Regions from separate parts of the Homo sapiens genome. Here region 1 is linked to region 2. Evidence: chromatin loops called from intact Hi-C (ENCODE). Cell type or tissue: chondrocyte. All regions are shown on one strand. Each heading gives the region's core, and the rest is flanking DNA. Links, peaks and the distances in the headings are about the cores only. Region 1 holds the start of FLII (FLII actin remodeling protein). Region 2 has its middle 20 kb from the start of ZNF287.

The links. Peaks named below come from ENCODE experiments on the same cell type or tissue, not always from the same donor. Only the 100,000 strongest peaks of a DNase experiment are listed, where the experiment ranks them.
Region 1: a loop joins it to region 2, with 2.6 times the contacts of the local background. A loop is called at or near these places in 1 of 110 quality-filtered maps.

Annotation. Positions count from the first base shown.
Region 1 is chr17:18,256,609-18,259,506 of GRCh38, reverse strand. It overlaps FLII (FLII actin remodeling protein), which reads left to right and starts at 769. Exons shown (of 30, transcript NM_002018.4): 1 at 769-879; 2 at 2,488-2,598. The coding sequence starts at 817. RefSeq lists silencers at 678-1,077, 1,088-1,227 and enhancers at 897-1,398, 1,398-1,477, 2,137-2,803. In chondrocyte, for the core only: a CTCF peak has its summit at 1,314; DNase peaks (open chromatin) are centred at 553, 1,046, 1,552 and 2,015.
Region 2 is chr17:16,587,787-16,590,684 of GRCh38, reverse strand. No RefSeq gene overlaps it. Among named protein-coding and RNA genes, the nearest start is that of ZNF287, 20 kb to the right of the region's middle. RefSeq lists an enhancer at 1,476-1,545. In chondrocyte, for the core only: CTCF peaks have their summits at 897 and 1,174 (motif pointing right); a DNase peak (open chromatin) is centred at 1,244.

The DNA.
Region 1 (2,898 bases), core at 110-2,609, 1.7 Mb before region 2:
AAAAAAAATTAGCCGGGCGTAGTGGCGGGTGCCTGTAGTCCCAGCTACCCGGGAGGCTGAGGCAGGAGAATGGCGTGAACCCGGGAGGCGGAGGTTGCAGTGAGCCGAGACTGCGCCACTGCACTCCAGCCTGGGCGACAGAGCGAGACTCTGTCTCAAAAAAAATAAAAAATAAATAAAATAAATAAATTTAGCCAGGTGTGGTGGCCTGCGCCTATAATCCCAGGTAGTCGGGAGGCTGAGCCCAGGAGTTCGAGGCTGCAGTGAGCTATGATCACACCACTGCACTCCAGCCTGGGCAGCAGAGCAAGAAGACCCTGTCTCAACAAAACAAAAACAACACATGAGGAAACTAAGTCCAGAAGCAGGAGAGCTAGGACCCGAGGATCCAGGTGTCTCACTACCACCGGTCAGCCAAGTACAGGCACTTCCTGGGCCTCTGCGCCCCGGGGCCGAGGTTTAGAATCTCTCTGAGGTCAGGGCCAGCTTCATGTGCTGCAGCAGCGCAGGTGACGGTGCCTCGACCAGCGGCCGTTACGGCCCCTGCCCTGGGGCGCTGGGACTTAAGCCTGGAGATCGTGGAAGCCTCCAACTCCAGCACAGGGGGGGCCCGCACTCCTTGGTGCCTCCGCAGTCTTCGAACAGACGGGGAAACTGAGGCCCTAAGAGGCCTAAAGCCTACACTTCCCCGCGGAATGCGGCGGGCGCGGGCGGGTTAAAGGGGCGGGGCCGGCGCTGGCCCAGCCCGCGGCTCCCCCCAGCGCCCTCGCCCCGGCGCTCCCTAGCCCGGCGCGGCCCGGCAGCGAGAGCGGCGCCATGGAGGCCACCGGGGTGCTGCCGTTCGTGCGTGGCGTGGACCTCAGCGGCAACGACTTCAAGGTGAGCCGGGCCGGGCGCGTGCCGGGCCTCCCTGCAGGCCTTCTCTTCCGCCCGGCCCGCTTGGCCTCCGCTTCCTGTCCCGCTCGGCTCCAGGCCCTGCGTGTCCCAGGGACTGCGGCCGGGGCGGGGTGGGGCTCTCCCCTGGCCAGGAATGGACCTCCGAGGCCTCCGCCCAGTGCCTGTACGGGGAGACCGAGGCTGGGCAGGCCGGGGACGGACGCTTGGGCTCGGAGTCCCGCCGGGGGCCCGGCCGGGAGCCCCCACCCCGCGTCCGTGTTCTCGGTCTAGGCTGGATGGTGGCCTGGGGATCGGGCGAGCCTCCCCGCCCCTCTGAGGTCACACGCCCAAGCCAGGCCCTGACTCAGGGATGGCTGCCCGGCTGCCCAGGGGCGGGTGTGGAGCCGACTCATCACTGCCCTCTCCCCGCCACCGCCACCCGCCATACTGTGTGATCCTGGGCCTCTCAGATCACTTCCCCTCTCAGAGCCTAGGCTTTCTCAGCCGGTGAAGGGGCTTAAAAGTCTCCTCCTTGGACGCAAGGAGTATAGTGAGATTTGTTGGTGTGGAGAGTGTGTCAGGCCGGTGTGCCAGGTGCTGGGTGGCAGTTGTCTGAGCAGCTGCTGGACTGAGAGAAAAGGGACCGGAGCCCAGCCCTCCGCAGCCAGTGGGTGGGGCGGCGGGGTGGTTCCAGGACTCAAGAATGAGACAGGCATTGCCTGACCAAAGGGGAAGCAGAGAAAGAGAGGGAGGGAGAGCTGGCTGGAGGGTCAGCCTCACCTTCAGGGTGGGTGACTGGCAGGGTCGGCCTGGGTTGTTGGTCTGGGGCTGGGGCCGAGGAGGCAGGTTTTTCCTGCGTTTACCTGCCTGTGTACACACCTTTGACCCCAAGTACAAGTGGCTACACCACTTTTCCCTGACCCCATCCCCACCACCCTAACCTGGGGTCCCCGTTCCTCTTTGCTGAACTGGGAGAGTCCGAGTCACCAGCTGGGAATGTGGCGCTAGGGGGAAAGGAATATCAGCCGCAGGCACTGAAGGCACCTACTGCCCCAGACTTGGTGCCACAAGGGCTGGAGGTGCCGAGGTGGGCGTTCACACACCAGGGGAGTGCAGTGATGCTGGCCTGCCCTGCAGGGTGGGGAGCCACGGTCTCCGCAAGCAAGGGTTTGACCCTGGCCGTGAGTTGCCAGTGTGCTGATGGCAGGATGAGGGCACAGGTGGCGCCTTTGCAAAGGCTTGGAAGGGGGATCCCCCACCCCAGGCAGCCAGTCAGAGTGTGGAATGCTAGGTGAAGGAATTTGAGCCGAGCTAACCACAGAGCCGGATGCTGGGCTTTCACCTGAAACAAGCCAGTTTTGTCCTGGCCCTCCTGGGGCCCAGAATCCAGTAGGAGAGACAAATCTTAGGCCAACACTTTTGTCACGGGGGGGCTTAAAATTCCCATTCTATGGGTGAAGAAATTGAGGCACAATGATGAAATGACTTGTCTGTGTTCTCACAGATGGTGAGAGTTGGTTCTGTGGCTCCCCAAAGGCTCCCATGGGCTGGAGGAGCCATAGAAGGTGGTGAGCAGGGGCTCTGTGCTTCACCTTGACATCCTTCCCCCAGGGCGGCTACTTCCCTGAGAATGTCAAGGCCATGACCAGCCTGCGGTGGCTGAAGCTGAACCGCACTGGCCTCTGCTACCTGCCCGAGGAGCTGGCCGCCCTGCAGAAGCTGGTAAGGGGGTTTGGGCGGGCAGGGGAGGGTCCCTGTGGATGAGCCAGGTGGGCAGAGCCTGTGGAGAAGGCAGACAACTTCTCCAGAGAGAGGAACACCGACAGCTATGAGCAGAGCTGGAAGAAAGGGAGTGGGCACCCTGTCCAGGGAGGTGTGCAAGAAGAGGCCGGGTGAGTGAGGGAGGGAAGCTGCAGGGGTAGTTGGGCCAGTGTGGCTGAGGCCTTCCTGGATGGTGCAGAGTTGTGGAGGCAGGCAGGGACTCTGGACACCCCACCCACCCTGCTGAGCCTGTGCTCCCCA
Region 2 (2,898 bases), core at 176-2,675:
GGTTTTGTTGATTTTTTCCCTATTTTTCTATCCTCTATTTTGTTTAACTATGCTCTAATCTTTATTATTTCCTTCTGTCTTAGTCCATTTGTGCTTCTACAACAAAATACCACAGGCCACATAATTTATTTTTCAAAAATCAGAAATTTATTTTCTTACAGTTCTGGAGGCTGGGAAGTCCAAGATCAAGGTGCCAGCATCTTGTGAGGGCCTTCTTGCTATGTTATCCCATGGGAGAAAGCAGAAGGGCCAAGAAAAGGGAAGAGAGAGCAAGAGAGTGCTGAACTTGTCCTTTTGAAAGGAACACACTCCCTTAATAATGGCATTAATCCACTCATGAGGACAGAGTCCTCATGGCCTAATCACCTCTTAAAAGTCTTACCTCTTACCCCTGTTACATTGGAGATTAAGTTTCCAACACATGGACATTGGAGGACACATTTAAACTATAGCATCTTCCTTCTCCTAACTTTGGGTTTTGTTTTCTCTTCTTTATCCAGCTCCTTAAGGTGTAAAGTTAGGTTATTTATCTGATATCTTTGTTTTTTAAAGGTAAATGTTTACTCGTAAAATTTTCCCTTTGAAACTGCTTTCACTGATTGTCATAGTTTTGGTATGTTGTGCTTCATTTTCATTTGTCTCATCGTATTTTCCAATTTCCCATGTTATTTTTTCTTTGACCATTGGTTGTTTAAGAGTGTGTTGTTTAATTCTCACGTATTTGTGAATGTTCCAGTTTTCCTTCTGTTAATGTTTCCTTATATTGTGGTTATAGAAAATATTGTATTACTTCAGTCTTTTAAAATTGATTGAGACTAGCTTTGTGACCTAATTTGTGGTCTAATCTGGAGACTGTTCCATGCGTGTTAGAGAATACTAGAGGATATTCTGAAGCTGTTGGGTGGAGTGTAACGGCTTTGAATAATCTGAAGTTCAGTAGTTAAAGAGGATGGCCAGGGCCAGGCATAGTGGCTCACGCCTGTAATTCCAGCACTTTGGGAGGCCGAGGCGGGTGGATCACCTGAGGTCAGGACTTCCAAACCAGCCTGGCCAACATGGCGAAACCGCGTCTCTACTGAAAATACCAAAAAGCAATAGAGGATGGCCGGAGGGAGCCCAAGTCCCTAAAACGCAAAGCTCCCTGCACTGCACCTAGAGGGCCGCAAGAGGGCGCGCGAACCCGCCCTGGCTGACTTGCCGGCGCGCATGCGTGTTCCGCCTGCGGACTGCCTTGTCTGCAGTGAGGCAGAGCGCTGCGTTCCTTGAGGACCCCGGGGAGGCGCGGTCGCGGCTTCGTGACAACCTGGGGCCGAGTCCTCCGTGAGGAAACAGCCTGTGCGGGCCCTGACGGCTGTGGAGGGAGCTGTTCCCCGGCTTCTCCAGGGACATTTTTCGGGGCTTTCTGCATGGTGCCTGGGTTTCTGCCTCACTCGCGCGCGGTGCCCCGCAGGGCCTCTGGCCAGTTCCCTCTCGCAGGGAGCGGCGGAACTCCCGGTGTCCTGGCGCGAGGTGGCGGCTTCTGGGAGAAGTCCCCAGACCCTCCGAGGAGGAGGAATCGCTGACGGCGGGAAGGGGGTGGGCGGAATCCCAGGCCGCTCCGTCCCTGTGAGCCCGGCGGGACCGGGAGACCGGCGCTCCCCTCCCGTGGACCGGCCTCTGTGAAGCCTTTAAGGTTCGTTTTTGCTACAACGTGAAAGTAGTTTAAAAACATAAGAAACTGTAAAGTGAGTGTATTAAAACTCGCATCATTCCTGGCCAACATGATGAAACCCCGTCTCTACTATAAATTCAAAAATAAGCCGGGCGTGGTGGCGCACGCCTGTAGTCCCAGCTACAGGGGAGGCTGAGGCACAATTGCTTGAACCCAGGAGGTGGAGGTAGCAGTGAGCCAAGATCACACCACTGCACTCCAGCCTGAGCGACAGAGGGAGACTCTGTCTCCAAAAGAAAAAGAAATCTGAGCGTAGATGCAAACTGAGACACTGAGACTTCCTCCTTGTAGTAGTCAGGACCAGGCGATTGAAGTAATTCTGTCCTGTGGGGTTCGGCATCATGCACGTTTCCCCTGGGCCGTCCTCTGATGCAGGGCACTTGCTCCACACTCTGGGAACCCAGATTCACCAGTCTGCCCTGTCACATAGTTGAAGGAGTTGCATTTATCTTTCTGGCTCCCAATTCCTTTAAAATTACATTTGTTGCAGAACCTCCACAAGGCGAAATGAAATAAAATTACATTTGTGACCATCAGAGAACTGAAGGAACTATTAACTGGCCGTCCTGGTTTTGCTGAGATCAGGCTGTTGACAGCTCCTGGTTGGCCCACAGCTACCTATGTCAGTTATCTCCATTAACATTTCCAAGAATCTTTGTAGGACAATTTCTCCACCTGCAAGTTCTTTCAAGTAGAACCCTTCTTTCCTTTAAGGCAATTAGCCCATTGCCAAAAGGTTTTACTGTCTTAAAGCTGGAACTGTCTTTCTGAGATCTAATTCCAGGGACTTCTCCACAGCTAAGTGAGGTGCCTCACACCAGTATTAGGTGATTCTTTGTGTGGACAGAACAGAGCATTTTCATCTTGTGTTTAAAGCAATTTCTTGGCTTCGGCTCCTCACCACTTTCTATACCAGTCTCCCATTCACGTCCCTAGTAATGCCTATGCAAAAAAAAAAAGAAAAAAGAAAGAAAAAGAAAAAGCTGACGGTGAAACCTACAGGTTTAAGGGCTTAAATCTCAGACTTTGTGTTAGGAGAAACAGGAGTGTGCTGAGAGGGCAAGCAATAAAACAAGTCATACCAAAAAGCCACATTGCTCTCTCCTAAGCCCCAACCCCACTCCACTCCTGAGGCCAGTGGTCCAGACAGAAAATAACTGGAGAAGACGAGGAGGTCAAAGGATCAG